2 separate regions of the Mus musculus genome follow, and region 1 is linked to region 2. Evidence: chromatin loops called from intact Hi-C (ENCODE). Cell type or tissue: left cerebral cortex. All regions are shown on one strand. Each heading gives the region's core, and the rest is flanking DNA. Links, peaks and the distances in the headings are about the cores only.

Region 1 (15,917 bases), core at 8,399-10,898, 150 kb after region 2:
TGGCTCCCCTCCTCGACCCCATACCTGGCCCAGCCCCTGCAGTGCGGTACCTTTGGGACATTGATACGATGCCCCAGGCTCCCTTCCACTTCTCCCCATCTGCACCCAGCCCAATCCCCTTTCCAACCTGTAGGCTCTCGGAGCTTCCAGGTTACTCCGAAGTGCCGCCGCAAGGAACTGCTTTTCAGGTACAAGGCACCCCCCTGTCCTTACCGGGGCCTCTATTTATCATGGTCTGGATTCATTTCATTCTTTTTTTTTTTTTTTTTTTTTTTTTTGCAGCTCTTCCCTCTGTTAGGATCCGAAGGGAACAAGATAGGCACGTGAGACCATTTCTAGTGAATCAGGCCGATATTACACCCCTAATGCCACCCATCCCTGGGGAAACGGGCTGGTAGAAGAAGTCGCAGGTGTGTGGAGAAGGCTTGAGGCACAGCCCCAGGGGAGCCCCAGACAGGTTGAGTTACTTCTGTAAGCTGGGAACGCGGTCTGCTCGCCAGAACAGCCGCATGGCTTCCAGGAGCTCAGCGAGGGGAAAGTGAGAGTTGTAGGGCAAGGATTGAGGCCTGGGAGGAAGAGTCGACATTTTATCTCCGTGAGAAGGAAGGCTTCTGAGTAGGGAAGGACATGATCTACTGGCTTGTGGTTTCTTAGCCAGCAGTGGCCATGCCCTAATTTCGCAGCTTGGCGGACTGCCACCCAAACGCTGTCTCTCCGGAAGTCTTTCCTGCCACCTGTAACCTCTTCGTTAGGGATTCATCCCGTGCAGGGCATTTATGTCTGTCTGTCTGTCTGGTATTACAGATCACACCTACCCCAGCTCTTTTTGCCTTTTCTACCAGGTGAAGGGCGAGGTAGGGGTGTGGGGTGTGTGTGTGTGTGTGTGTGTGTGTGTGTGTGTGTGTGTGTCTGTCCTTTTTGTCTGTTTCCGTCATCTAAAGATCCTTCTTCTGTGAGGCTGACATGCCTTGATTTCTAAGATGGCCGACAGATCTAGACCTGAAGCAGATTCCAACAGAGCCCCACGGTGGCATAGTCATCCCTACCTCCTACCTCGTTGCTTAAGATAATCATTAAATATTAAATAAATAATAGAGTTAATAACTATAACATGCTGACACAGAGTAGGGAGTATAACATTTGACAAAAATGAATAATCTTGCAAGTATTTAATGTTGCAGACATGAGCTTTTGTGGGTAGTAAAGAGACCCTTTCAGTCTGTCATTGCCACCTTGCTGGCTCCTAAAGTTTGTGTATCTACTTTAATTAACGTGAACATAAAACTTCCTCCTTATATTGACCAAGATCTGCTGCTGACACCCAGCAGGCTAGGGACGGTCAGCTCTTTTCTCTAGGTTGCTGAGTCTGGGGATGGCAACAGGTATTCTTTCAGAGACAATTCCATATACATCATGTGAATCTGGGTAGGAAGAAATGGATAGTTTTATAGTGCTAAAAACCAGTTAGCTTTATAATTTTAAAACTAGCTGTAGCCTTACCTTTAGTCCCAGCACTTGGGAGGCAGAGGCAGGGGGATCTTTGTGAGTTAGAGAGCAGCTTGGTCTACATAGTGAATTCTAGAACATCAAAGGTTATATAGTGAGACCCTGTCTCAAGAAAGACACAAACAAACAAACAAACAAACAAACAAGCATAGTTCTGTACTGAACGCCCAGCATCCTTGGCTCTGTTCCCGGGGCCCATCTTGTGGTTCATTCACGGCTTCTCAGGCTATGCATTATTCCTGTACATTTCTCTACTACTCATTTCTCTTTTCATTCCCTAAACATCTTGGGAATAAGACTATTATGTATGACTATTAATTATACTTACTAGATTAATTGAAACAAAATCTTGCTCAAATTTTTACTTATTTATTTTTTTCTGAGACATGGTTTCTCTATCTAGCTTTGGCTGACCTGGAACTCTCCAGATCAGAACTCACAGAGACCCTGCTACCTCTCCCTCCGGAGAGGTGCTGGGATTAAAGGTGGGAGCTACCATGGCACTTAGCTTTTGAAAAAAGTCCTGGGAAGAAGGGTACATATTACTTATTCCCTTCATTTAATATTTGAGGAGATAAATCAAGAGATACTACATGACTTGCCGGAGGCCTCCTAGCAGGTAAATACCTAACTTAGGCATGGCTATCTGTAGACGTCCCCCTCTGCCACATCTCCCAGCACAGAACCGACATGTTCCCACATACTGATGGAGGGGAGAGGTAAGATGAGCTACCACCCAATGATAGAAATCCATAGCTCGGTTTTATCTGGTTCTGTAAAGTGTGATCTGATTTTTTTTTTTCCACATGACATCACTATCACTTGAACACCTCAAGCCACATTCTCTGATGGTAGTCAGGCTACAATTTTAGTCTGCTGCTAATGAGTGGCACACAATGAGACAGTGTGAACTTGGCCAGGAGCCCTTAAACTTCCTAAAACTCAGCTATTTTATCATCAGCAAAAAGAGAATGCTAATTCTTATGGCCTTGTAGCAGTGCTAATTAATGTTTGCCTAGCATACAGAGCCTCAGAAAAGGCTAGTTATCATTTTTATGAATATTAGTACAGATCTTACACCTCAAACATGGGTAGTCATGGGGCTGAAAAGTCCAGAAAGCTGTGAGAAAGACCATAACTTTGAGTCGTCTTTGGGGCAGCTGAATCTTCTGGAACAGCTAGGTCCTGTAGCAACATCCTGCTAACCAAAAAAACAAACAAACAAAAACAAAAACAAACAAAAACAAAAACAAAACAACAACAACAAAAAACCTATAGGTAAGAAAGAAGAATGTGGCTTCTAGGAACTCTTGGCATCTTTTACTGCATGCTGCTTTTTCAGAGAACTGGAGTTTGGTTCCTAGAACCATGTCACGACTGCCTGTAAATTCCAGGGGATCCAATACCAGCTCCTAGCCTCTGTGAACGCCCACTCCCATACCCATATATACATTTAATACAAACAAAATCTTAAAACACATGTACTTTGAGTATCTATAATTGTATTTACAATGTAAATACTTGGACAATCATGAGATAAAAGGCTATATGCTTTTGTTGTTGTTTGGTCTTAAAGGCTCTTACCCCCTTGATGTCTGAAGCTTTATGCTAATTTATTTCTGCCAGTGGCGATCAAAATTTCTTGATTCCTTTCTGTGTTCTGCTAGGCATTTTTGTTTACAATTACGGAAGTTTATTCTTTGACAATTTCATACAAGTATATACTCCATTCTAACAGTGTTAGACATTTTAATGCTTACCTACTTGATGTGTATAAACGATGCTTCAGGCCCTTTTGTTGCTTTTTGTTTTTGGAGACAGGATCTCATGTACCTCGGGCTGGCTTTGAACTCCTGACCCTCCTACTCGACATCCCAAATACTGTATATAGGCATGATGCCAGTAGGCATGCATGGCCGTGACAACCATGGCCACCATGGTCATTTGTCTTTGAAAAAATTGAGTTCCTTTGATAAATAGTAGATCTAAGTATCTTTCCAGAAACACTGGCTGCTCAGATGAGCCTCTGTGAGGACTTGGTACCATCCTTCCCTCCCTTTTATGTGGTGGTTTGTCTCTTTCTTCTTCTCTCTTTATAGGGATTCTTTAAATATTCTGGGTTCTAATCAGTTGCTTGGTTTAGATTTAATTGTGTAGTATTTTTGTTTTCTTCGAGTTCTGGGATCAAATTCAAGGCTTCTCCATGAATGGGAATATGATCAAACTGTGCAGAGTGGAAATTAACCCTTGCATTGTATCCGTCCTTTCCAGAGAATGAGTTTTTTAATCATACCTCAAAGTTGTTAAGTGTAGAAAAGGGACCCTCCAGAGGGTAGATGTATTTCTGTAACCAGAAAACTTCTCTGGCCCTTGGGAGTACTCTCATCAGCCCTGAGTTCCTCTCATAAGAGATCGCCTCACCCTGCTGGTGCCTGAGATATGCTCTTCCTGGGAAGACACAGCTGGAACCAGCTCGGTCTGTACCAGCAGATATTGTTTTTTAGGACAAGAAGAGAGCAGAACACATGCCAGTTAATCGCTAGCTTGGCTTCTTGTTTCTAACAGTGTGTTCTTTTTCTCTTTTAAACACATTCGATGGAGGTAATGGTTACTGGAATTAAACAAGATTGCAAATATAAAAGGAGTTTAGGGGCTGAGCAGATGGCTCATCGAGGAAAGTGTTTACTGAATAAAGAGGAAGACAATACTTTAGATCCTGAGCACCCATGTAAGAACTGGGTGTGACAGGCCATATCTGTCACCCTAGCTCTTGAGCACACCTGCATGTACATGTATTTATCACACACACACACACACACACACACACACACACACACACACACACACACTCATTCATGCATGTACATACAAACATAAAATACAAGATAGTTGGCCCTGACAAGTAGCCACCACTTTGCCTGAGAGACAGAAGTCACTGACTAATGGCTTCAGGCCCAATTCCTTCTCCTGACACACACATTGCGTACAGGCACATAACTGACGGAGATTCTCCAAATTAGCCTCCAGATCTGTATCGGCAGTTCCTAGATGTGCAAATACCCCACACGACTTTAGACTCACCAAGTCAGAAACTCTAGAGGCAGAGCCCTGACGTCTGTCCTTTAGCAAGCCATGAAGTAACCTCAGTACAAGCTAACATTCGTCAAACTGGCCTGCGAGTGGACAAGGGCTCTTGTCCAGTGTGCACCTAAGCTTCAGCTCTTCATTTGCCAGCTTGTGGCATGAGTAAGTTACCAGGTATTTCTGGGGGTCAAGCTCACAGCAATACAGGAGGATGGTAGGATGTAGCCCTTTCTTTGCAGGGCTGCTGTGAATGTCATGAAGTAGCCTGACTCTGCTGCTACTTGTCTGTGCAGCTTCTGGCAAATTACCTTGCCTTTTACTCTCATTGAGATTGTAACATATATGTAGTAATGTGTGCCAGCTAAACAGTGCACACATATGTCTGTCTATCTATCTATCTATCTATCTATCTATCTATCTATCTATCTATCTATCTATCTATCTATCTAATCTATCAACTATATTTAAGTGTGTGTGTGTGTGTGTGTGTGTGTGTGTGTGTGTGTGTGTGTGTGTGTGTGTATGTGTATGTTAGGGGAGGACTTTCTTTCAGGCATTGGCTCCTCCTCCCACTTTGTTGAGTCGGGGTTTCTCTTGTTGTTCCTCTAGACCAGCTTGCCACAGAGGGTCTAGGAGACTGTCTTGTCACTGGCCTTGTAAGAATGCTCAGATTACCGATGGATTCTAGTGCATCTAGTTTTTTTTTTGTGGGTTTGGAGCTGTGATTCTCAACCTCCCTAATGCTATGACCCTTTAATACAGTTCCTTGTGTTGTAGTGACCCCCACAACCAAAACAATTATTTCCATTGCTACTTCATAACTGTAATTGCTACTGTTATGAATCATAATATAAACATATGGTATGTGAGATGTCTGATATGTGACCCCTGTGAAAGGGTCATTCAGCTACCAGTGGGTTTGTGACCCACATGTTGAGAGCTGCTGGTTTAGGGACTCAAATGCCAGTCCTCAGGCTTACACTGCCAGCCCTTGTTTCCACTGAGCTCTCTTCCTGGCCTACACTACCTTGTTTTATGGTCTTCATTTTATGAATAAGAAAAAAAATCAGAGCAAGGTTGAATAATGCTTTGCAGTGACATTAACTGGTACCCTAGGATTCAATCCCAGGCAGCTTGAGGTGAGCACGCTTGCATTAAAGCCACTGCTTTGGCAAATGAGATCTTCAGCAAATTTACACAAATGACAGTAAAAGTTAACCCCTTGGCAAGTGGTAGGCATTCCACAGGTTAGTTTCCTTCCTCTTGTCTGGTAGCTTGGCTTCCTGGTAATTCTGCCTTCCTCGTAGTCACCTGCCTGCCCCCTTCTGTGGTTCGTCTCCGAGTACACTTGGTTGCACATCCCCACAGCTCAGCGTGACTTTTCTCTCTCCATTTTACCTCTTTAGCTGCCATTTGGGTGCTCAGAGCAAACCAAACAGATTTAGCTGGGTGGAGAAAGACAAGTGTGGTACTTCTGAGATGCTGTCTCTCCTTCATCTCAGCAGGCATGTGACTCAGAAGTGGCTTCTAACAAGAGAGGGACTGTGCAGAACTGCAGAGGGGCTTGGTGGCAAGTGGAGTTGCCAGACCCATTCCCTAGACCCAGTTATTGAGACAGAGCGTCACGCCATGACTGGCTACTTAGAATGGACTTTGTTACAAGTCTATTTGAAGCTTGGGGTCAGAGACATCAGTTAGTGGAAAGATCCAAGGCTTCGGTCTGTTTGTTCTTGTTCCTAAACGAGGCAGGGTCTTGAGTCTCTGTGAGGCAGGACAAGACTTCTGAGAGCTTGCCTGGCTCTGGCTAAAATGGCCTGAGGATCAGAGATCTAAGGTTTTGGTAAATATGGTGTCACAAGGGAATGTTAAACCCCTTTCCATTTAATAAGACCTTCAAATCTCATTCCTCCTGATTTTAAGCAAGAGAAAGACGTGTTACCCATGTACAGTGGCTCAGGCCTGTAGTTCCAGTGTTTAGGATTCTGAGATGAGAGGACTGCTGAATCTGGGGCCCCACCTTTTTTGTTGTTGTTGTTTTGTTTTTTTGTTTTTTGAGACAGGGTTTCTCTGTGTAGCCCTGGCTGTCCTGGAACTCACTCTGTAGACCAGGCTGGCCTCGAACTCGGAAGTCCACCTACCTTTGCCTCCCAAGTACTGGAATCTGGGGGCCCATCTTTAAAAAGGGGGAGGAGATAAAACCTGCACTTGGGTGGCTCAACCAGAGGATTGCAAGTTTGAGGTTAGCCTGGGAATATAGTAAGACTTTGTCTCAAAAATGTAATAAACTGGGGTGTGTCACATAGCTCAGCGGATGAAGGCCCTTGCTGTGTAAGCCTAACCTCTTGAGTTCCATTCCTGGAATCATGAGAAGATGGATGCCAAGAATAGACTCCACAGAATTGTGCTCTTACCTCCACGTGATCAAGTGTCATGGCATGTGTGAGTTCTCTGTTTGTCTGTCTGTCTTTCATGCATGTTCTCTCTCTCCTGCACATGATAAATAAAATATAAAAACAAACAAAGGACTAGTTAAGGGAAGGTAGAGTTAGACACATGTAAGAAATGTTAACAAAATGTGCATGGTTAAGAGGCTCACTGCACAGTTTACTCAACTTCTTTGCATGCTTGCAACCGTTCCAAAACAGTGTTAGGTAACATGTAGGTATTTGCAGAGATGGTCACACTTTTAAAAAAAAGTTCCTTCCTTTGACATATGAATGGAAGCCCTCCTCCCACCCTCTACTACTTCATATCTTGTACTCCTTCCCTGAAACAAATTCAGCGTGAGTGAGTTCAGCCAGCCAGTGGGCAACTCCTCTTTATACCACAGGCTTTGTCTCCTTCCTGGGGTATAATCCTCACAATAACCCTACAAACTAATTACTATTTTCCATAGTTTAATGAGGAAAGCCGAGGCTCAGAGGGCTGACTCAGGTAATCATATTAACCTTATAGCACTGAGGGTGACCTTCCTTCCTGGTATTGTGCCATACTCTTTGTGTTTGAAGCCACTGGGCCTCACCCAGCCTTAGGAGATGGTCCTATTATTACCTTTATCCTACACAGTTGGAGCAGAAACAAGAATGCGTCCCAACTTTCTCTAGGGATCAGTAAATGGCACAGCTCGTATTTGGACCCAGTCTATTCTGCCTCAGAGCCCTTTTGCCCCCTCTATTCAAAGCCAGTCCTGGCATCTGTTTGCCTGATTTGGTAACTGGAGGCCGCAGGCTCCTGAAGATAGAACACATTGTCCACCACTGTGGAATATTATTGAATGAAAGGGCGGGGCAGGGGGTCTGCAGCATCTCAGCCCCCCGAAGTGCTCCTTCTGGGCACGGTTTGATTTAGTCCTTGGAGGAGGAAATACCCAGTTTTTTGTTTTTGGTTTGTTTTGTTTGTTTTTTGTTTTTGTATGGGCCTGAGGCTCATAAAATGAATGTTAAGGAGCTATAACAAACCCATTTATGATAATCAGCTTTTTGGCACTATTAACAAAGTGTGTGAGATAACTTACAGAGGGAAAAGATTTTTTAAAAGTATTTTGACATTTATTACAAATGAATGCCTGTGTGTAGGTGAAACTCAGAGGACGAATTTGGGGAGTTGGCTCTCACCTTCCATCAGGTGGGTTCCAAGCTTGAACTCCAGTTGTATGGTTTGGCATTAAGTGTCCTTGCCTCTGAGCCATTTCACTGGCTTGGGAAATGCTTTGTTTTCACTTCTGTTCCTAATAGGGTTGACACATTGCTTTGGGTCAGTGGTGAGCAGCATATTATTGGGGGATCACACAGCAAAGCAAAACCAGTTAATCTTGTGGCCAGAACCGTGAAAGGGGAAGGGGTTACAGTCCCACAATCTCCTTTGAGACTATATTCTCAGTGGCCGAAAGACCCCCAAGGGTACCCTATCTCTTAAAAGATTTACCATCCCCCACACAGCCCTGCTTTGGAACCAAGCCTTAATCTCTGGGGCATCTAGAAGGCAGGCAAGATCTCGGCCTTTCTCATTGACTCTCCCCTCGCTGGCCCCCAGCTTCTAATGAACAGAAAGGTGTTATGCATTGCTAAGGAGTAATGGGACCCAAAACCAAATGCTTAAACATTTCCAAATTCTCAGGGAGTCTTCAGATTTAAATGGCTAAAAATCCACTCGGGAACCTCTAGTGTCCAAGGCAACTTCCTCTTTGTGGCCATACTTGGCTCAAGGCTGCAGCAATGAGCAGATGAACACTTAAAATTGTCACCTTATAAGTGTGCCCAAGCGGCTAGCCTCACAGTGACAGAGTGCTTGGTTTACCAAGTTCTGCATCTCTTCTCTCCCTTCATCTTCCCAGCAGCCTGGTACACACTCAGGGCAGGCGATGCGCTCCTGTTTGTAGGCGGGGAAATGATTCTTGAGAGGTTGGCCCCACACCACTCAGTTTGTAATGGCAGAGGGGTCTTTAGCATCTTACCCACCACATCATCTTCTGTGTCAATACTGTATTTAAATAGCAAGTTCCAGGGGTGAAAGCAACAAAGGATTTCCTTCTGTTGGTTTTCTTGCAACATGGGTTCTGTACTTCATTAGCGTTAATCTCTCTGGAGATCAGTTTTTCCAGTCTGTCATGGAAACAAACAAATCAACCAATCAGCCACTAGCGAGGGGAAATCTAGTAGAGAATGTTGTGAGGGTTTAGAAATGAAGAAAATTGGGGCTGGAGAGATGGATCAGTGGCTAAGAGCACTGACTGCTCCTTCCAGAGGTTTTTGAGTTCAACTCCCAGCAACTACATGGTGGCTCACAACCATCTATAATGGGATCTGATGCCCTCTTCTGGTGTGCCTGAAGACAGCTACAGTGTACTCATATACATAAAATAAATGAATAAATCTTAAAAAAAGAAATGAAAAAATTATTTTTATTTTTCAAAACTGATTCTGATGTATATGGGTGTTGTGCTTGAATATATATCTGTGTATCATGTGCATGTCTGGTGCCCATGGAAGCCAGAAGAGGGCACTAGATCCCCAGGGATTGGAATTATAGACAGTTGTAAACTGTGGAGTGGTAGCTGGGAATCCAACCTGAATCCTCAGGAAGAGCAGCTAGTACTCTTAACCACTGAGCCACCTTTCTAGCCCCTTTCTTTTATTTTTAAAGATTTATTTACTTAAAAATTAAGACTTAAATTTACATAAAAAGTTATTGATTTTTGTGTACATGTGTCTTGTGGTGTATGTATAGAGGGCGGAGAACTTTTTTTTTTTTTTTTTTTTTTTTGAGTGGTTCTCTCTGCTATGTAGGTACCAGGGATTGAGTTCAGGTGACAGAGTCAGGCTTGGTGGCAAGCACCTTTACATAGTGAGCCATCTCACTAGACCTGAAAAAGCAGTTTACAGTCTTTTTTCTTTGAGGGCGGGCAGGAGATAAAGAGCTGCAAGGCAATGCCAGGGCCAAGCTTTGAATATGCTAGGCAAGTATTGTACCATCAGCCACGCTCCAGCCCCAATGTTAAGTAAGGATGTTTAGAAGACTATGATAATGCCGACCCATTTTCAGTAAGTTAGATGTCATCTCATTTGGCCACCGTGTCTAAAAATGGCACTTGTTAGTTACCTCATTGTCATGTGCCGTTATTCCTCACAGTGTTTGCCGCCCATTATGGTTTCATATTGCTTGTCTGAATGCTCTCACCTAAAGGTAAAAATTGTTATGAGGGCAGGGACTTGTCTGCTCTTATCCTCTGGAGTTCCAACAGGTAAAACAATACCTGCCAAAAATGACTGTTTGTTGAGTAAGTGACAGAGGAAGGGTGTGATGTACCCGGGTTACAGAATGATACAAAATTCTGTGCGAAAAGAATGACTAAAAGGTTTGCTGGAAACTTCCTTGCCTCTCAGTAGAGGGGTCTACTGATCTGGCTTCCTCATACCTGGTCCTGGCTGAGTCACTGACACAGGCTGGTGTGCAAAGCTTCCTTGCTTATCAGCTTATATCTTGGTGAAGCAGCATTAGGAACCTATGTCCTCGAAGTAGACATGGGCCACTGTAGGGCACCCACTGCCTCTGTGTGGTGCCATTGAGAACAGAGCTGGGGGTCCGTTCCTGTACACTGCTCCATCTGCAGGATGTAGAGCTGTGCCTGACCCACCCAGAGTTTTTGTTGAGTAAATGAAGCAGCGAAGAGTACAAAGAGGACGCTCAGGGTTCTTCATCCTTCCCAAAGTCACTTGAAAATAAGTCCAGACCACAGCGCAGCCCTTCCCAGAGCAACGTGAACCAAGTCTCTCTGGAAGCAAGAAGAAACTAAGCAGTTGGATCCTCACTCCAAGGAAGGAAGAAGGGCAAACCTAGGCTCCAGATCCGGTTCCATGCCATGTTTTGGAAGTCGTGTTTACGTCTGCCTTCATCCTCATCCCTTCCGCTTCAGCATAAGCAAAATTATAACCCTGCACGCTGACTTGTATGCTATTATCATAGCCTGGCTGCTCCTGCGTTGAGGGACTTCGCCCCCGGGATCGCTGACTGTCTGTGAATGACAAATCCAAAGTCAGGGGTTGCAGAGTCAGCCGGACTTGCCTGCTCTCGTGCAGCAGCGGGAGAAAACAGAATGAAAGATTCTGAAAATAAAGGTAAGGGGCTGACATCAGAGGGGCGGCTGGTAGACGCTTGGGGGAGATGTCACGACGTGAATGTGCTTAGTTTGTGCTGATGGCTGGCTGCTTTGATTACTGATGTATCTTCGTAATTTTTAGTTATGTAATATATGTCCTCTTTAAGTGACTGTTTTCTAAATACCATGTCATTCAGTTTTCCATTTTTTTTGCGTTACTAAAAATATATTTTTATTCTTTATTTAATCTTGGCCAAGTACACATATCTCACAGTTTTCTTTATAATCGCTTCCAGAATTTTGATACTTTTATTTTGGGAGTGTTTATAATTGTTAATTATTAAAATGTACGGTTTCAGCCAATTATTGGAATAGCTGGAGATCGTGGTTCTTAAAACAGTTCGGGTTTTCTAGAGAGGCATTGACTGAGAATATCCAGATGAACGTTCGTTCATCTTCTTTGGGAGGGCTCAGCAGGGAGTCGTAGTCGCTGACCTTCAGAACTGTTTACCTTGCACAGGGATGTTCTGTTGCAAACTCCCCCTGCTCCCCGCCCCCCACCCCTCACTGCCTTTAAAAAAAGAAAAAAAAAAAAAAACCCACCAGCATGAATTCTGTTGGAGGGGAGGGCAAGGACAGAAACAGATTGACGTGAAAGCCCCCCAACCAAGGACTCTGGAGGATTTCGGGGTTCACCGCCGGGGCCCTGGGAAATTTCTGCCGCAGCGGGGGGAGGGGCAACAGCCCCCAGCTCGCCCCAGCACACACGTGGTTCAGGGTCGCACTTCTTTCTGCATCCTTGATTCTCTAGATCCTGGTGCCTGCCGAGGGGCCGACATCTCCGCAGCCTGGAGCTCAGGCCGTGCTTCTCCGCAGCTGCTCAGTTTGCTCGCGCCGCCGAAGCTTCCTGGGGCCTTGTGGTTTCCCCTTGGCAGGGCAGGTGCGCAGGTGCAGGCCGGTGGTGCCAGGTGACCGCTCGTCCCAGCCCCTGCCTGCCTGCATGCCCCGTAGCAGGTGTGGCCTTCCCCACAGGAGTCTGACCTCTGGTTGTTAAAAGATTTCTACCTGGTGATGGACAGCGGTATATGCACCCATAAACACCCGAGCAAAGAGTGATCATGAGTCTTTTACAGTGTGATGGATGCCAGGGGCGAGGCTGGCTTTCCAGTCTACCAGAAGCAACGCAGTGTCTTAATGGATCCGGGGTTTCTCTGATCGCGCCTTAAAAGTGACTGGGTGGGGCCTGGGGTTGTTGGCACCATCAGCTCAGAGGCTTTGGACCCTTCACATTCACGCATTGAGCCATGTGGTTTTGGTGCTTAAATTTTAATTAAGCAGTTCCAGGGAGGAAGAAACAGCTGTGTGAGGCCGGGCTGAAAGCATAGAGGACAGTTCTCTTCTGTCTCCTAGCCAGCCGCCACTCATGGACAAATAACTCCTATGTGGCCAAACTATTCAAAATCAGTTTCCGAAGAGGGCACTTCCTTGCTGTTTGCAGGGGCTAGAGAAAGGGTTAATGCAGAAAGAGGGGAAAAATGCCTATTTGTCAAGTCATGCTAGGCCATGGACATGGCTTAGAAACAATTAAAGCTGTCTGAATCACAGGCTCAGGCCCGGCTCATTTAAGCTTCAGGTCTACTGACCTTTTTAATGGGAGCTGGTATTTGGAATTTTTGTATTGCTCTGTGTTGGAAAGAGCCGCGGGCTGTCAATCCAAACAGGCAGGTTCTGACTTGTTCAGCCATCTCTCCTTAGAAACCGGGACAAGACTGTTGATTTTCTTGGGTCTCAGTTTATCTCCTGAATGGCGTGATATTAGATGACATTAATGCTTTTTCAGATCGTGAGGGATTTGGGTATATCGGGAGCAACATTTCAGACAGGCACAGTAGAAAAAAGTTCATCTTAGAAACTATTGAACGTATGTGAGTAACTTGTTTTTGAAGCTGTTGGTATGTGCAGACATGTGGGCTGTATTCTGTTATCAAGACTATGTTCTTTGAGTCCTAACCAAAACACACCGAAGAATGATGAAACAAGCCATAACAGGTTTCATTTTGAAAGAGTCTGTGAAATGCAAGCATACATGTGCATCCAACCATATATGTGCTATTGAAAGAAAGATGAAGTCAGCAATTGCCCTCTGATTTACAAAGATGTCTGAGAATCCAAACAGGTCACGAGTTAATGTATATCTAGGGTCCCCTGAGAGGCTTTCAGGCCAATTTCTTGCTGTGCTGGGAGATGTGTCTATGTTGAGGAGTGGATAAGAGTGTGTGTGATATCATGTATGAGGTGCATGTATGTGCACACAGACACGAGAATGCATTCAGAGAGAGTATGAACACGTCCACCAGACCAGGAGAGCTATTTTTGGGAAGCAAAGCACCAGTTGTTGACCTGAATATGAAATAAATGTACAAAAAAAAAAAAAAAAAAAGCTGAAAAGGACTGCTAAAAAAAATTACCAAAATGGAGGGATTTTTTTTGGAAGTCATTTCTTGTAACGGCTAACAGAGGAACCAGGTGAAATTGCAAGAGGTGATGGAGGTGGTTGGCGCTTAGTATGTTGGCAAAGAGAACTTGAACTTGAATGAGCTACTGTCTCACGACTGGTGTTCAGGAAATGGTGGATTGTGGTTTAATAACTGCCTTCCTTTCTGTAACCTGTTCTCAGTACATCTCGGACAGCCCAGTGAGGTTATTAACTATGAGAGGCAATTTTTATCTCTTATGCCTCTTTTATAACTTTATCTCAAAATGCTTTGCAAATAAGAAAAAGGCCTGTGTGTTAGACAATTAAGATACTTGAATGAGTTAACTAAATATTGGCGAGCATGGCTACAAGTTTTAGTAATAAACGTCCTAGAGCCTATTTTATGATCAACGACGGTGTGACAAGTTGTCTGTCAGGTTGATTATGTATTGTTCCAGTAGTACAGGGGAATACTTCCTGTGCAGTGTAAGAGTAGTGGAATTGTATTCAAACCCAGACTGTTCACCCCAGAAACCACTTCTCAGGTAGGCAGACAACTCACGCCATAAAATTCGCTTTAAAATAAAATTGCATGGGGGCTGGAGAGATGACTTAGCAGTTAAATGCATCTGTTGTTCTCGTAGAGGATGTGCGGTCAGTTCTCAGCACCCACGTCAGACAGGCCAAACTGTCTATAACTCCAGCTCTAGGGGACCTGATGCTCCCCCCGACCTCTTCAGTCACCATACATCCCCACATGTTTACATAAATAAATAATAACTATAATATAAAGATTAAAATTGCCTATATTAATATTAGAATTAATTTATCTTGTATAAAACAGGGAAATATGAACCCCAGAAAATAAAATAACGACTTTTGACTAATTTTCTAGTTTGTTTGAAACATAGACACAGTAGAGTTTGTGAATTACCAATAGGTCATAGAGATATGAAAGAACAAGAGAGGAGAATTTGAAAAATTATTATTATTATTATTATTGCAAATAAAAGGCAGAGAAGGGGTTGGGGAATCTAGTCCAGTGGTAGAGCACTTGGCTAGCAAGTACAAGGCCCGGGCTTCAGTCCTCAGCTCGGGGAGGGCATGGGGGGGGGGGGGAGACTAACAAAAAGTCAGAGAAAATATTTCTCTTCCAGTGCTTCTGTATTTTGAGAGATTTTATTTACTATTTACAAACATGACATTCTGTGAGCAGATGAGGGATGTGGCTAATGTTTGGATGTGTGAGAGCAGGGGTTTGAGCGTGGTCTGTGTTATAGGGACCTGCATGATTTTGCTAGAAGACACTGCAAAATGAGATGAGTTGAACAAGGTCAGACGGAGACTTTTAGGCCTCACATATTAAATCTGGCTTCTATTCTTCAGTGAAAAAAAAAATAGGTGAAAAAAATGTTAGTTTTTGTTTCCCTTAACCAGCATGACTCCTTTGATATCTTCGGAGCAAACACATATTTCAAGGTGATTTTTTTGTTTTTGTTTTTTTTTTTTTTTGTCATGGCTGCTTTTGCCTGGTTGGGTTGGTGAGATGGTATTTTTGCAGGAAAGATCTGTAAATATCATGTGATTTCTCAGGCAGGGGTCTAGGGCTTGCTCATGCCAGTGGTTATCAATGGAAACTGAATCTGCACTGGAAACCTGCAAGTCAGCTTTCGGTTTGGTAGTGTTCACCGGCAGAAAGAAGCTAGAGCTGTTTGAGTTAGCTTGTGTGACCTGTAACTTTGAAATGTTTTTGTTGAAGAGGTGAGACTCTTTATAGTTTTTCCAGCCTAGAATGTATGTTGGTCTTATATACATAGTTAAATGTCCAGGACTAACTGGATGTGATGATGCACACCTTTAATCCTAGTACTCAAGAGACAGAGGCAGGCAGAGCTCTAAGTTTTAAGTCAGCCTGATCTACAAAGTGAGTTCTAGAATAGCCAAAACTACTCAGAGAAACCTTGTCTTGAAAATACTTCCCCCTCCCCAAAATTCCCAGGATTAAAAAGTGCTATCAAATCTAAGAAAGTTTATAACATAATTTTGTTCCCTTCAAAAACTTATCTAATGCAATATTGGTATTTTGCAAGGTAATGGGAAGAAGTTGCAACACAATTTATCCTTCTTATTCAGTCTACATACAGATGCAAATACCTCGCTACAATGTAACATGGTTCTGCCTGAGTGTTTCTACATTACAATAAATATATTTTATTATTAATGTTATATTTAATTTCTGCTTGGTGTATGTACTTG
Region 2 (15,917 bases), core at 5,117-7,616:
ATAGTGGGCCGTGCCTATTCAATCCCAGCACTGTGGAAGCATTATGGCTGCGTTGAGTTCCAAGTCAGCCTGAGCTAGAGGGTGAATTCTAGGCCAACCTTAAATATAGGGAGACCCTGTCTTAAAAACAAGCAAACAGACAAACAAAAAACAAGACAAGACAAAACAAAACAAAACAAAAAAACCCAAAGTTTAAAAACAAAACAACAAAAAAAGAACCAATTTCTTCGTAATTACTTCTCCGAAAAATTTCTTAAAATCCAAGTCCTTCAGGGACAGTGCTGTGCCATATACCTTGCTCCTGAGTGACACAGAATACAAATGATCTGACTGAAGGTACACTGTGCTCCTGCCAACTGCAAGCTAAAAAATTAACATATGACCTGAAGCCATTAAACTGCCTATGTGTTACATAACTGGAGGCATGGGAAGTTGCCCATAAGCCAGAACTGTTTGAAGACTGCTGCTGGCTAATTTAAATCCCCAACTCCTTTAACTTGAAAACCATAAACCAGCTGACTGACAATATTAAATAGTATGGCAGTGTCCTGGCAGCAGGGGTCTCCACATCCGCACTTGCCTGGCCAGGAGCCTCAGTGGTGCATGCAGTGTGCACCTTGCTGCAAACTCGGCTATATTACACTTTAAGAAACTAAATGTGCCAAAGACTTGTGGAAAACCCTGGAAAAGGTTGCAGATTGGTTTGTTGTTTTTTGTTTTCCCTCTTCCTTGAGGAGAAAGACCGGTTAAAAGTCAAGGCAACACGTTCTGTTCAAAGCCAGCCCTGACATTCAAACACAGCCAGCACCAAGACGCGCACATCACTGTCCCATCCACTTCGGGCACTGGCCTCGAAAATGTTCAGGCTGCACAGCAGCAGGCCCATGTAGATGAGATCAAACCAGCATCCTTCCAGAGAAGACATGTACAAAGTCCCACAGGCAGGGGGCTGGAGAGATGGCTCCGTGAGTAAAACTGCTTCTTTCAAAGGCTGATGCCTGGAGTTCCATCCCCGGAGACCTACATGATGCAAGAGAGGACAGACTTCCACAACTTCCACACAAGTGCCATGGCTCGCTCTCACACACACACACACACACACACACACACACAAATTTAATTGAGTAAAAACAATAAAAAACAGGCTTTGTTCCTCAAGCTCATGATTTTCGTCCAAAAATGTCCAAGAGACAGAAATCTGATTGTTCCATATGCTCTCTTTTAAAAGCCTTCCCTTTTAATCCATGTAGCTCAGTGTGAATGTAGTTAGCCTGGCTACTCAAGTTACTTTACTTTCTGACTCTGCTCTGGATTGCATTTTATACCCAGAATTTTGACTTTATAGTTTACTCACAAGTAATTTCCACTCCGTGTTTACCTCTATAGAATATGCTTTTACAGTAATCAAAAACACCCCAGTTGAGGCTGTGTGCACTGGCACACACTGGTAATCCCTGCCCTTGGGAGGCTAAGAAAAAGAACTGCTTTGTTTGAAGCCTGTTTGGGCTACGCATTAAGTTTGAGGCCAGCCTATGCTACAGAGCAAGAGCCCATCATTCATTCTCATATATATATATATATATATATATATATATATATATATATATATATATATATATGAATGATTGGGAAGATGGCTAAGTAGTTAGGAGCACTTGCTGCTCTTCCAGAGGACCTGGGTTCAATTCCCAGCACTGACAAGGCAGCTCATAACGGTCTGTAATCCCAGGGGATCTGATGCCCTTTTCTAGCACGGTACACTGATAAGCATGCAGGCAAAACACCCTATTCACATAAAAATAAAAATAAAGGTTAAAAAGAATCTTTGGAAGACTTACCCAAAATAACAATAAAAACAACCAGTCAACCAAGTAGTTTCTTACAAAGTTACTCATTACAAATAGGAAAAAAATATTAATTGTAGCTGGCCATGATCCCAGCACTGGGAGGTTACTGCGGGAAGATCTGGTGTTTAAGGGTAGCCTGGGCTACATAACAAAAAGTTAACTTCAGACTGATCACCACCACTAGCCATCCCTAAAACTTCTGATGGTTTTTCTGTTAGCCTACAGTGTCCTATTTACTGACGCACTGCCATTTAAATATTGAGTCTTAGGTTTTGAAAATCCCTAATGCACAGTTAAAAGGGATAATACCAAAGATTTAATGTTGATCTCCAATTCACACCCTTTGGCTAGACCATAAATATAATCACACACCACTTCTCTGCAGGGTCCCCCATTCTCATTACTAGCCTTATTCGTGTGAAATAAACGTGTTTCTACTGGCAAGGCATGCCACGGTGACATGTCACTCACTGAGCGGGGATAACTGCACAGCCTGGCACTGTGTGTAGTTAATAACCAGTCAACTCTCTCTAAAGTCACACAATGTTCTTTTCATGTCCCTTCTCAGCACATCTCAGCCATGTCCAAAAGTTCAGCAAACACTGGCTCTTCATTTCTCTGGTTATCAATAAGATTGTCTATTTGATTTCTTTCTTTGCAGTATATTGGACAGTTTGTCATTTATAAAATAAGGATAGTACACACAGGAGGCAGAGGCAGGTTGATTTCTGAGTTTGATGCCAGCCTGGTTTATGTAGTGAATTTCAGGCCAGCCAGGGTTACATAATGAGACCCTGTCTCAAGAAACAAACAAATGCCTTCCCAGTGCCATTACTGAATTTCTTTAGACAAAACAAATCCCCCTAAAGCAGTATTCCTCATTGCTGCTGTGTTATAGTTTTGGGAGGGTCAGGAGTTGGCAATCCTGAGCTCTAAAGGAGATGAAATTAAAAGAAAATACAAAATAAATGAAGGTAATAGAAGACTGGCAACATTGTCACCATGTGTCACAACTGCTGCCACGTCACCTAGTGTTTTCAGATACATTGTTACTGCCAGGAGACGTTTAAACAAGCAGCTGTTGGGAGGTACCTTAGTTTTCCCAAATTTCCCACAAGCCACTGCTACCCCCTTAAATTTTTTTTCACATTTTGTTAGTTTGGTTTTAACCTCCTGAAAAGCAGACATTAGGAGTTCTGGGACAGAGGAATAGTTCCATGTGGTGGGATTCCTCAGTCTTTAGACCAGGCTGGCCTCGAACTCAGAAATCTACCTGCCTATGCCTCCCAAGTGCTGGGATCAAAGGTGTATGCCACCACTGCCTGGCTATAGACACATTTTTAAAAACTGAAATTAGCTGGGCTTAGTGGTGCGCACCTTTAGTCCCAGCACTCAGAAAGCAGAGGGAATAAGATCTATAGGAGTTCAAGGCCAACCTGATCTAAAAAGTGAGTTCCAGGACAGCTAGGGCAACACAGAGAAACCCTGTCTTAAAAATCCAAAAGGAAAACAAAACCTTTACCCCACTAAGCTAAAATTAGTAAGTGACATATTATAAACCTGTATTTCTTTTCTATACTGCCTTCAAAAAGCCACTGTATTTATACTTAAAACATATCTTGATTCCAGTTCTTAATTTTCAAGAGATATTTAATCTGTATTTAGATTCAACAGTGTGTATATATATATGTGTGTGTGTGTGTATATATGTGTGTGTGTGTGTGTGTGTGTGTGTATGCATGCTAATGTTTGTTTCCCAAACAGTTAAGTTTCCAATACCTGAGTCATTTATGGATTCTAAAAGTTAAATGAGTTTCAAACTTGATCTCATCAGCCTCTTTAGTTTAGATGGCTGGAGCCTAGGGTTGCTAGGGGCTACAGTAGTAGCTGGTACAGACTATTCTGTCAGTCACTTAGATTTTTTTAAACCTGAATCCGGATACAAGCCCTTAACCCACTGAGCAGCAAGTCTTGCTGCCGTATACACCAACTGTTCCAGTATGTTCTTTTTCTACAATACATTGCAAAGCAGCTGTTTCTGGAAAGTCGGCTCGGTAAGGAGAAAGGTGTTATCTCAAATCAGGGGCATAGCCAGCCAAGCTTAGTGGCACACACCTTTAATCCTAGAGACAGGTGATCTCTGAGTTCCAGGCTAGCCTGGTCTATGGAGAGAGGGGGAGGGGAGAGAGGAGAGAGGAGAGTGGAGAGAGGAGAGCGAGAGAGCGAGAGAGCGAGAGAGAGAGAGAGAGAGAGAGAGAGAGAGAGAGGGAGAGAGAGAGAAAGAGAGAGAGAAAGAGAGAGAGAGAGAGAGAGAGAGAGAGAGCACACCACACAGAGAACAACCAGGGTTAATTTCCAAGGAAAAGGGGAGAAACCTTGACACTGGAGCTTCTTTGTCTAGGACATTAGTCACCCTGTGAAAGTTACAATTATTGTTTACACTAAGCCTCTCAACTTTCAGAGAACAGCTGCCGCTGCATCCTAAGACTCACTCTTCTTCAAGTACCCCTTCCTAGCTTCTGTCTACCAGGCTGATCTACCAGGGTTGCAGATCATAATCCACGAGTCCCACTTTATACATACAAAGACCTGCTACTGTTTACATGCCAACACATATGAATAATAAACACCACACCTCAGTTATCATTCATGAGCCTCAGTATTCCAGACTACCTCGAGAAAAGCATTTACTAACACTATAGCTTTCTCTTCCCTTTCACGCTGGGTCACAGCTCACTTTGTTCCCCCAGCCGCTGATTTCAAAGTTGATCTCGTGAAGGAACTGGATTCCTAAGGTAGTTAGTTCTATTTTGAGCCTTCTTCCTGTTCTGAAGCTAAAGTTGGAAGGGCTTAGTGGTGATGTCATGGAAGGGAGAAGTGCCTTTTTTCAGAAGGGTCTCTTCTGGCAATTCCCAGGACACATAGGTGGTGAACGATCCCCCTCTCACCATCCCTCACCTCTCCTTCCCTCTGGAGTCCCAGTTAGTCACTAGCCAGGAAGAAAATCAACTCTAATAACAGGCAATCACACTTGCATATTTTATATTCCAAACATAATAAATGAAAAGACAGAGAAAAAAATTGCCTAGTTCTAGGAAAGGGGTGGGGGTGGCTATCTCTCCCCATCCACTCTCTCCAATATAAGGCCAGGAGGAGCAAAAGGCACTGCAGAAAACAGCTGTTAGGAAGAATTCAGGAGGCTCCGGGAGGAGAATGCTACGGGGGTTTTGGAAACCGGAACTTGAGGACACCCCCCCCCAAATCCTTTCTTCTTCCCTCCCTCTTGGAAGAGACTTGGGGCTGGGTGTGCCTTCTGCTTTGAGAAGCATTTGGCTCGGTAGAAAGGCAAGGGGCCAGGGTGCGGCCCACAGGGAATAAAAGCTTAGGCCTGGCTCTGGGCTAAGTTTAGTGGGAGATAGAGGAGACCGGAGAAGTGCAGGTCTGAGTGGAAGACCTACTGTGGAATTAAAAAAAAAAAAAACCCTCACTAGGGGCAGGGCGGGAGACACCTCTCTTTTTCAACTTAAACTCAACAGTTCATTGCCGGTGGGAAGAAGGGTGAAGAAAGAGACAAATTTTAACGTAAACTGTGAATTGCAACTTCTGGGGACTAGAGAGGGCTGACGTACCAACGCTATCAGCAGGTGAAAAGAAGCGCCTTTTACCAATTCTGGGGTGTCGAGGTCTGGCCAAGCTCTGGTGGGCAGGGCACTGTCTGGCTTCTTAGCTCACCTCGCCTCCAAAGCGGGAAGAAGCATAGGTGTGGTCTTTCTCCAGGAAGGTGGCAGCTGGCTTCGCGGGGCAAGGGAAAGGATTCCTCACCGGGAAGGCGGGGAGGAGCCCCGGGGTCAGCTGCGGCCAGGAGCCGGGGTCTTCGCCAAGTCCCCTCCCCCTCCTGAAAACCGACCTGGACTAGGATCGATTACAGCAACACCCTCTCGCCTTCCCAATAATTTCGCAAATAATAGTAATAAGCCCAGCCCCTCTGGCGCACGTTTAAAACAAACAAGCAAACAAACAAAAACCCAGAGCCCTGAGCGGTGGAAACAAACAGGTGAGTCCAGGGAGAAGCGGGAAAGAGTGGGGGATAAGAGGGGGGGCGTTCCCAAACGTAAGGGGAAACAGAGGTTCTCCCAACCTCTCTCCATTTTCCTTCCCCCTGCCCCCCAAGAGTCTGCGTGACAGGCTAGGTACCGCAAAGCCCACTCTGACAGCCTTCCCGCAGCCCGCGCCCCCGCCTGCCTACCCTAGGCTCCCGTGTCCAGGCTTCGGGGACCGCGCGGCGCTCGCCCGCACCCCGGCCCGCCACCGCCGCCGCGGGGACTCCGCTCTTCCTCTCTCCGCCTCCTCCTCGCAGACTCCTCCCGCCGGATCCGTCATGTAAACAACATCCCGGCTCTATTTCCAGCGGCCGCGGGACGGCGAGGGAACCGCGCCAGCGCCCAGCCACCGGGCGGGGGTGGGGGGAAAAGCGAGTGCGCCACAGCTCCGGGCCTGGCCCCGAGCTGCCGCCCCGCGCGGTCCGCCGCCTACCGGAGCTGGCGCCGAGCGCCCAAAGGCGTCCAACAGCAGCCTCCGCCCCCGCCGTCGTCTCCGGGCTCCGGGATACGGGGCCGGCCCGGGTGCGAGCGCCGTGCGCGCGCCGCACAGCCGCTCTCTGCGCCCCGCGGGCCGGCCAGGGCGCGCCGCCAGCCCGGGGCCGAGAGCGCAGCACCCGGAGCGCGCACACGGACGCCGCCCCCGCGGCCGCGCGCACCCCGCACCCACCTGCGCCCTCGGGGGTCCCGAGCCCCCCTTTCTTTGTTCATCCCGCTATTTGCATGAGGATTATCTAATGACGCAGCAAGGCTCGCCACAACGTGACCGTCGCCATTTTTCTGTTTTTATTCTAGCTTTGCCATGTGATAGATTGGGGAAGGGGGGGGGGGGGTGGAAAAGGGAGAGAGACAGGATTGAAGGAAAAAAAAAAAAAAAAAAAACTTCCGGGTCTCATGACCGGGAAGGGAGAAAAACAAAAGGGAGACGAGACACAACTCCAGGCGAAGGACGTGGTGCGTGTGCGCGCGTGCGCGCCGGTCTCTCCGTGCCCAGGAGCCGGAGGCTGGGGTGCTCCAAGCATCCTCCCATCATCAGGGTCCGCGGATCCTGGTTGTGCGGGCCTTGTGCTCCATCCTTCTGCTGGGTACCCGGCTGCCTGCCCTTGCCTGGCTCCAGTGGCTCAGTGGTCCATTCAAATAACAGAATCGGAAGACCGCTGCATTTTCTAAGTTGTAAAACAGTTCGCTCCGAGGACCCCCACATGGCGAGGGCAGGGGGAATCAGACCAGTTCAGATTTTCTTTCTGCTTCCTTTTCTCTTTTCCTAAAGCTGGACGCACAGCTTAGGGATGGTTTGTGGCGTTGCGGGCTTTTTGGTTTGGTTTGGTTTGGTTGGGCGAGGGCGTGCATCGTGGCTGGATTTATTGAGGTAGAAATTTAAATAAAAGGTTCAGTGCTAGGAAGGGTTGAGAAGACTGCTGCAGAGCTTTGGGCCGATTCGTGTTCTACCGTGTTAATTCACATTCACAGGACGTGATAGGTGCCCAGAGTTCACGGTTGCTGAAAGGATAAATGTCTGGAACTCTGCCAGGTCTCAGTGACAGAGTTTGGTGCTTTCGGTTACTTGTGTGTGTTCCTTCAAGAGCTTTCACTTTTGTTTCTCTTCTGCGTGCCTCTCGTATGATTGAAAGCAGAAGTGGACCTTAGCGTTGACTAGGGCGCTACCACTTACAGGTGAGAGACACAGGGTAGGTCTAAGCTAAATACCGTGTTAGACCCCAGTTTGTTTGGACCGAGAGACAGCTGAGGGGGTAAAGTAGAGCCTAGCACCGTGCAGCTGTAGTTCCGTTTTGTAACATTCCTGTGCCTAGAACTTAAAGATGGATAACTCAGAACTGCTAACCCCACAGGACTGCTGCGGGGGTTCATGACCTCTTCCGGCACCTTTCTTGAGTGTTGACTCAAATATGTGTGTGAACACAGCTTCTTTTCCTCTTCTTCTGGGGAGCATCCTTGTCATTGAACAAGGCAACATGTGTGCTGTGAAGTGTTTCTGTCCTGCTCACAGAGTTGAAAGCTCTCCTGTGTCTTCGTAATATTTATTTCATGGTGCCTTTCAACGTCGGGATTCGGGACAATGACTGGCTTTTCCGCTAGTGGGGACAAGCTTTGAGAACCACAGCTCTCTGTAGTCAACACTGTTTTCTTGCCATAAAAGCCAAGGGAGGCTTGAAGGAGACCTTTCCCACAATCCAATCCTGACCAGTCTAGGAAATTCCTTGCGTGTTTCCGGTAAAGGTTGGACAGAAGTCGTTTCATGGCTCTTACACCTTTTGCTGACCATTCTTGGCAGGCTTCTTTGGTTGCACATCCAAGTAAAACATACTTTGTTCTCTCAACTTTTTAAACTAACTGCTTTCCCCCATCTTTTTTTTTCTTTCTTTCTTTCTATATTTGGCTCCTCTTCTTTGAATTCTCTCAAATTCAAATAAATAAATTAGTTATGCCGACTCCTGCTCTTTTGCTTTCATGGACTAGACTACAAATGCTTGAAGTCTGAACTGCGATTTAATCTTGTTGAGTTAGGAATCAAATCATAGGTTCTATGTTTTCCTTAGAGGGGAGTAGGAACTGAACCCAGGGCCTAATGTATGCTAGGGAACAGTGTCCCTGATCTGCACCCTAACTCAGAACCTCTAGGTCTGGGACCCTATGAATTAGCTCCCAGTGCTAGTAGCAGGCCAAAAAGGGCTGTTGAAAAGATGCATGTCCATATTTATATGTCCATGTTATATATATATGGACCTGGGAGATTCTGTTGCATAGCTGCGTATATCTGTATCTATGAATAGGACAGATAATAGCTAGAGGCCCCATGTGCTACTCTCGATAACCACAAGAATGGTCATAACTTAGCTATAACACCATAAGCTTTCATTGAGGTGGGAAGAAGCCTAATTATATAACTAAATCATCTGTTCCTTTAACTGTAAAGCTGAAGAGAAAAAGAAATTGATGCGAACTCCAAGAGTGTAATTATAGGAAAAACACCCACGTCTCTTGCCATCAATACATGAGCACTCACACGTTTTCAAGGTCAAATTTTGGTCTTCAAGATTACTACATAGCTGCTGATTAAATGCATTCAGGAGTCCCAATAATCTTCTGCTAGTTGTCAAATTTATACCTGAGAAATATATATCTTGAAAAATGATAATCCCTATAAATAAAACCCATGTCCAAGTGAGGGCATGGTTTTTGCTGTCGTGCGTTAGTTACTTTTACGTTGCTGTAATAAAATACCATCCCCAAGGCAACCTATAGAAGGAAGGGGGGGGGGGATTGTGGTTCCAGAGAGACATGACTGCATCCTGGTGGGGAGGCATAGCAATAAGCAGATATGGCAGCAGATGCAGGAAGCTGATAGCTCACATCCTTGACAGCAAGCACCAAGCAGAGAGAGCAAACTGGATGAGGTAGGCGGCTTCTAATCTCAAAGCTTGCCTCCAGTGACATACTTCCTCCAGCAAGGCTGCCCTACCAGAACCTTCCCAAACAGCACCACCAGCAGGAGATCAGGCGGTTAAATGTCTGAGAGCATGGAGGACATTTCTCTTTCAAAGCACCACAAGTCAGTTCTGAGCTTAGTTCTGATGATCCTAACAGTGTAACAGTGTCTACCTAAGCAAACTACTTCTCAGTTGTGCTTTTCATTTCTCTCTCTCTCTCTCTTTTCTTTTCTTTTTTTTTTTCGTTTTTCGAGACAGGGTTTCTCTGTATAGCCCTGGCTGTCCTGGAACTCACTTTGTAGACCAGGCTGGCCTTAGTCCTGGAACTCACTTTGTAGACCAGGCTGGCCTTAAACTCAGAAATCCGCCTGCTTCTGCCTCCCGAGTGCTGGGATTAAAGGCATGTGCCACCACGCCCGGCTGCTTTTCACTTCTTTACCCATATGATGAGCATAGCACCTTAGGATTAAAGTTTAGTAAAAGACACGGAAAACACTAAGCGTGATATTTGGAACAACATGTTCACTGGAGAGTGGCTATCCCAGGAGTAGCTCGTGCTATAATCCCAGCACTTGGAAAGGCAGAGGCAGGAGGAGCTCAAGTTCTAGGCTACCTGGGGCTATATTGCAGTAGAAAATGAAGCGAACCAAGGAAATTCAATACCGTTCCTATTAGTGAAAGGTTCTGTGACATAAAATAATCCAGAATAGGTTCTGCACTCAAGACCTTCAATTGTAACCTTGAAAAGATGTATAAACGACCAGACAGACAGGTGGGCCGGACAAAAGGAGCAGCAGACCACTGCTGCTGCTTTGTGGTATCGACCTAAGATATAATTAAGATCTAGAACTATCACCATCCACACTGTAGCAAAGCCCAGTCAGAACACATGCAAAGAGCTTCCCTCTCTGAAGAGTGAAAAGTTGCCTTCTCACACCAATGAAGAAACTCAATCGAATTGGCGTGCTTCTGTGGTTTAAAAAAAAAAAAAGCAGTTTCTCAGCAGGTTCCTTTCACCCTGTGAGAAGCATCCCAGTTGTGTCGTTGACGAGCTCTTGGAGAAACGTAGTTAATAGGAAGCCCTTTTAGTTGTTAATTAATTAAAACACTTTAATCAAGAATCATTTTCTAAGGAACTTGTTCCCAGCCCTGAGTCAGGTGCTAAGAAACACGAACGATGAAGATAAGGACTTTGCTCTGGAAGAACTCACACTCCAGTTGTACTTTATTAAACAAGTGTTTATTCATTATCCACCAGGAGGAATTCAGTAATGGATAAGACACTAGGCTTTGTCTATTGGGAAATCTAGCAAGTTAATAATACACATATTGGTTCAACTTCCTCAAGAAGTATGTGATTGGCTGGTGGTAGCCCACATCTGTAATTCCAGTATTTGGGGGTGGGGGTGGGGCACTGGAGCAAGAGACTCAGGAGTTGAAGGTTAGTCTCCCTTACAAAATGAGCTTGAGACCAGTTTACAGGGTTACATGAGACCCTAGCTGAGGAAGTGAGTGAGTCTAAATTGAAGTGTGTGACTGGCACAGGTTTCAAGCAAGAAAAACTTTATGTATCTATATTTTTGGGTTTTCTTCTCCCTACGGCTTTTATTCCTTAAGACAGAAATTACCCTCGAGAAGGTAGTTTAATCTCTATATCTTTTTTTTTTAAATGTATTCAGTCCAACTCCAGAAGTTCCCATAGTTTATAACAGTCTCAACCTTTTATTTATTTATTTATTTATTTATTTATTTATTTATTTATTTATTATATGTGTGTACACTGTAGCTGTCTTCAGACACTCCAGAAGAGGGCATCAGATTTTTGTTATGGATGGTTGTGAGCCACCATGTGGTTGCTGGGATTTGAACTCAGGACCTTTGGAAGAGCAGTCAGTGCTCTTAACCGCTGAGCCATCTCACCGGCCCCCTAATCTCTATATCTTAAATCATACAAACCTATATCTTGCTTATGTAGGGATTGTGCTGGGTTTTTGTTGGCGCTGTGTTTGGTTTTGCTTTGTTTGTTTGTTTGTTTTTGTTGTCTTCAACTTGACACAAACACTGATCAGCTGAGAAAAGGGGACCTCAATTGAGAAGACTCCCCCATCAGATAGGCAAACCTGTGGGCCAGTTTCTATATTAATAGTTGATGTGGGAGGGCCAAGACCTCTGTGAGCGGTGTCATCCTGGGGAAGTGGCCCTGGCCTGTACAAGAAAGCAAAGCAAGCCGTTCCTGAGGAACAAGCCAGAACAAAGCACTCCTCCATGGTCTCTACTTCAGTTCCTGCCTTAGGTTCCCCTTGCGACAGAATATAAGATAAAAGATACCCTTTTATCTACCAAGTTGCTTTTGGGTCTGATGTTTATTACAGCACTAGAACACCATTTCAGCTGGGCAGCATCATGAACTATGTAAGTTACTTTCAGCACCCAAGGCTGGGCTATTGAAGATGTGTTCTGGTCTCTTCAGTTCTTGTCCTCTGAACCCCGATTCTCCCCAAACCTACTATGAAGATACTCCAAAAAGGCAACCCTGGGGCTATAGAGATCATGACAGCTATCATTAACTCCAGGCCTAGGAGGTCTGACTCCCTCTTTTGGCCTCCATAGGCACTGCATGAGCATCAAGCTCAGACACACATGCCAACAAAACACTGATACACAAAATTACAAATAATAATAATAGCAATAATTTTCTTCAATATGTAAGTCTTTTATTGTCCCCAAAGAGCCCCCATTGCACTGGTAACCAGGATCTTGTTTCTGAGCTGGGTACCTTAGGTCTTACCTGCCAACCTGCTGCACTGTTCCCTTCCCAGACACATAGATGTCGTCCAAAAACTTTCTGAGATCCTTGTTTTTAACTGTTGTGGCTTGCTGAATCAGAGCGACTGAATTTGAAACAAGTTCAACATCATTTCCTTCAAGGATTAACTCATCCTTCTGGGCTTGGGAGACAGAGCAAGCAGCACCTGGCCTCATCTGAACCCTGCGGATGGATTTTCCACCCAAGAAATTCAAATTTCAACTAAAGACCCATTTTCCTGAACAACACTGTTGATGGGGAAGGGAGCATACACAGACCTCATCTTTTTTCTTTTTTGGTTTTTCAAGACAGGGTTTCTCTTTATAGCCCTGGCTGTCCTGGAACTCACTTTGTAGACCGGGCTGGCCTCGAACTCTGAAATCCACCTGTCTCTGCCTCCCAGGTGCTGGGATTAAAGGCGTGCGCCACCACAGCCCGGTGCCACAGACCTCATCTTAACAGAAGCCCAGTGTAACATCCTTGATCTTGTTCTGAATGTAACTGCAGATGGTTCTGACAGTGGCCAGTTCCTTTCTGTTACCCCACTATTTGTCAATCCAGAGCCTTTTCTTTGTCTTTCCAAGGAGACTTGGCTCTACGTGATTGAAGTCCCTCCGCAGAGTTCCCCAGGGGCCCTTCGCGCCCCTTCAGAGTGATGTTGAATTTTCTGGAATGTCGGCAGTCTGAGTGCTGAGAAAGGTCTTCGTTCTCACAGTAGATGAGGCAAAGAGCATAATAATTAAAAAAAAAAAAAGATATCCTGGTTTTATTGTTTTCTTGTCATTAAAACTTGGACAAGGCGCCACTGAAACCTGCCACAGAGGTTTTCATGCTGCAATGCGCAAGAAGCTCAAATGGAATCTAGTCTGGGAAGGTGGTTTGGAAAATGTATGGCACTAGCGTGGCAATTTAATTTACAGGCAAATTTCAAGTTCTTCCTGGCATTGATAGGGATAGTCCCTCCCTACAGGGCCTGGCATTCGCCTTGCTTCTTCAAATGCCAAGGGACAATGGAGATGGAAGTTTCCAAGCATGCTCTGATTTCTCTCCCTCTCCCTCTCCCTCTCCCTCTCCCTCTCCCTCTCCCTCTCCCTCTCCCTCTCCCTCTCCCTCTCCCTCTCCCTCTCCCTCTCCCTCTCCCTCTCCCTCTCCCTCTCCCTCTCCCTCCCTCCTTGCCCCCAAGGCTTTATGCTGGGGACTCAAGCCCAGAACTTTTCAGCATAATAGAGACTCCTCTACTTCTGAGCCACACCCCCAGCCTGCTATCTGTGAACAGTGTGTTCCCCAGCCATGGTCATTTCATAAGTGGCTTTTATTGTTTCATTTTTGATCCAGGGAATACCTCATCACAACTGAAACCAAAGTCTGACAAACTGTGTCTTATAATGAGTACGTACAATTTACTTTGATATTTTCTATTTTAAAAATTGTTTTATTATTACATATTAATTATGAATGATGGGTCTCGTGACATTTTCATTCATACAACCTATTTTGATTATACTCACCCTTTTAAAGATTTTTTTTTCAAATTTTGTGAGAGTGTACACATGTGTGTGAGAGTGCAAGTGCCCTTGGAGGTCAGAGGTATCAGAGCCTCTGGAGCTGGAGTCTGGCAGCCAGACATGAGAACTGAACTTGGATATGCTGCCGGAGCCATACCTAATTGAGACCACTGAGTTCAAATTTGTACCCAAAGATGACTTTGAACTCTCCTCGCTCTCTCGTCCCACTTCATGGGACTAGAGACAAGATCCATTGGGCTTGGCTGGTATTTTCTTATTTATTTCACTTTTTTTAAAAGTTAGAAAGTCGGAGATCTTCTTGGGGTGAGGAGCAATGCCTTGCTACCCCAGCCCTTTTACTCCATCCATGTATTTATTCCAACTGCACTCAGGAAGGCAGTACAGTTGGTAGAGTGAAAAGATGGAACCAAGTGGCTTGTGACTTGCAGGGAAGGTTCTGCACTGGGACTTAGTCCCCACCTAGAGAGGATTCTATTCCGGTTGGATGGGGACCAGTCACAAGTCCTGCCCAATAAGTACAATGGCATTTTCCCATCTGCTGCAGCCAGTCAAGCCATGGCTCAGCAGAGGCCTGTCCAGGTGCTCTCTATTTCCTCCTCCTGTCTGCCGTCCTCCTTGCTTCCTGCTCATTGCCACCTATCTGGTTATCGAATACTTGCATGATGAATATTTGACAAATGAAGATGATGTAGGTACTGGATTGTTAGCAAACTGACCGGATGTTAGTCCCACATGGGCTGTGGCATGACAGTTTTGAATGGCATTGTGGCTGTTCTTCTTGTGGTGTGGCACCACCCGTAAAGTCATCACACTGGAGCATTATTGGTGCCAAAATTCATGGTTGTTTTCCAATGACAGAAAAAAACAGTGTTGCCTACTCAAAAGACTACAGAAACCATTACATGGTTCAGATCCATCTCATTTTCACGATGGAGGAGCCTGCAGGGCACCATTCTAGAGTCCTGAGTGTTGTAAAATGTGAGCTTTAAGTTTCAAGTGCTTTCTTAGGTATAACATGCCCCGCTCATCTGTTTACTTTTGTATGTTACGTTTGTTTGTCAACTTGACACAGGTTAGAGTCATCTAAAAAGAAAGAACTTCCATTGAGAAAATGCCTCCACAAGACTTACTTGTAGGTAACCCTGTGGGGCATTTTTCTAGATTAATGATTAGTGTGGGAGGGCCAAACCTGCTGTGCACAATGCCAAGCCTGGGTAGGTCATTCCAAGACATCCAAGAGAGCAAACTAAGCAAGCCAGAGGAAGCAAGCCAATAAGCAGCATTCTTCCATGGCCTCTTGCCTCTAGCTTTCTCTCAGTGGACTGTGGCTGAGGATATGTAAGTCAAATAGGGTCTTTCCCAGGTTGCTTTTGGTGGAGGTCCTTATCACAGCAACAGAAAGCAGACTAAGACATGTGTATAGCTTTTGAGGTTTTGCTGAGTTCAAATCAACAAAAGTATAAAATATAAGAAAGTGTAGCTGCAGGTTCGTGGAGAGACTCAAAGGAGCTAAGGTAGACAGTGTTAATGGAAACCCAATGTCCTTCCCGGGTCTCCACATGTGCACACATAGGTGTACATGCATGTGCATATAACATATGCATAAATTGGTCAACCCACCAAAATAATGCCACAATCCACAGGCCGTAGTGTGTGCTTTCTAAACACTGACCCGTATTGTCCAGTGAGATTTCTTCTACTAACCTGAATGGTACAGCTGTCAAACATTTACCTCATCTGTTCTCTCTAATAGCATGCACCTTGCCTGTGGGTGCATCTACAGTTACCTCTCTTCCCGAGTCACTGGAGTCCTCACAGAAAGAAGGCAACAAGAGCTACAGCCAGGATTTCAAAGGCTCCCTGAGGTCAGGCTATGTAATTGCAGGCTGGGCTATTTATGAAACAGAATATTTATCTACAGAATAATCACAAGCATGGTTGTGGAGATGGCTGAGGTTTGCATCAAAAAACAGGAAAACCTAAGTTCACGTCCCGGTACCCATGTAAAATGCCAGTCACACAGGTATGAATGTGAGTTTGTGACCCAGAGCATGGGTAGTGTGTGTGTCTGTGTGCGCGCGCACGCGCGCGTGTGCATGTGCGTGTGTGTGTGTGTGTGTGTGTGTGTGTGAATGAGCTCCTGGTTCAGTAAGCAACATTGCCTCAAAAAAAAAAAAAAAAAAAAAAAAAGA

Evidence for each region. A loop is a pair of places that touch in the nucleus more often than their neighbours do. Peaks named below come from ENCODE experiments on the same cell type or tissue, not always from the same donor. Only the 100,000 strongest peaks of a DNase experiment are listed, where the experiment ranks them.
Region 1: a loop joins it to region 2, with 2.8 times the contacts of the local background. A loop is called at or near these places in 1 of 42 quality-filtered maps.

Annotation. Positions count from the first base shown.
Region 1 is chr4:101,496,979-101,512,895 of GRCm38, forward strand. It overlaps a transcript of Dnajc6 not described here. Among named protein-coding and RNA genes, the nearest start is that of Dnajc6, 46 kb to the right of the region's middle. In left cerebral cortex, for the core only: a CTCF peak has its summit at 9,542 (motif pointing right); a DNase peak (open chromatin) is centred at 9,556; H3K4me3 peaks cover 66 bases; H3K27ac peaks cover 203 bases.
Region 2 is chr4:101,349,988-101,365,904 of GRCm38, forward strand. It overlaps E130102H24Rik (RIKEN cDNA E130102H24 gene), which reads right to left and starts at 6,261. Exons shown (of 2, transcript NR_040708.1): 1 at 6,094-6,261. 0610043K17Rik (RIKEN cDNA 0610043K17 gene) reads left to right here and starts at 3,796. Exons shown (of 4, transcript NR_040640.1): 1 at 3,796-3,901. It also overlaps the pseudogene Gm12795. In left cerebral cortex, for the core only: a CTCF peak has its summit at 6,356; DNase peaks (open chromatin) are centred at 5,194, 5,628, 6,311, 6,875 and 1 more place; H3K4me3 peaks cover 2,500 bases; H3K27ac peaks cover 2,500 bases.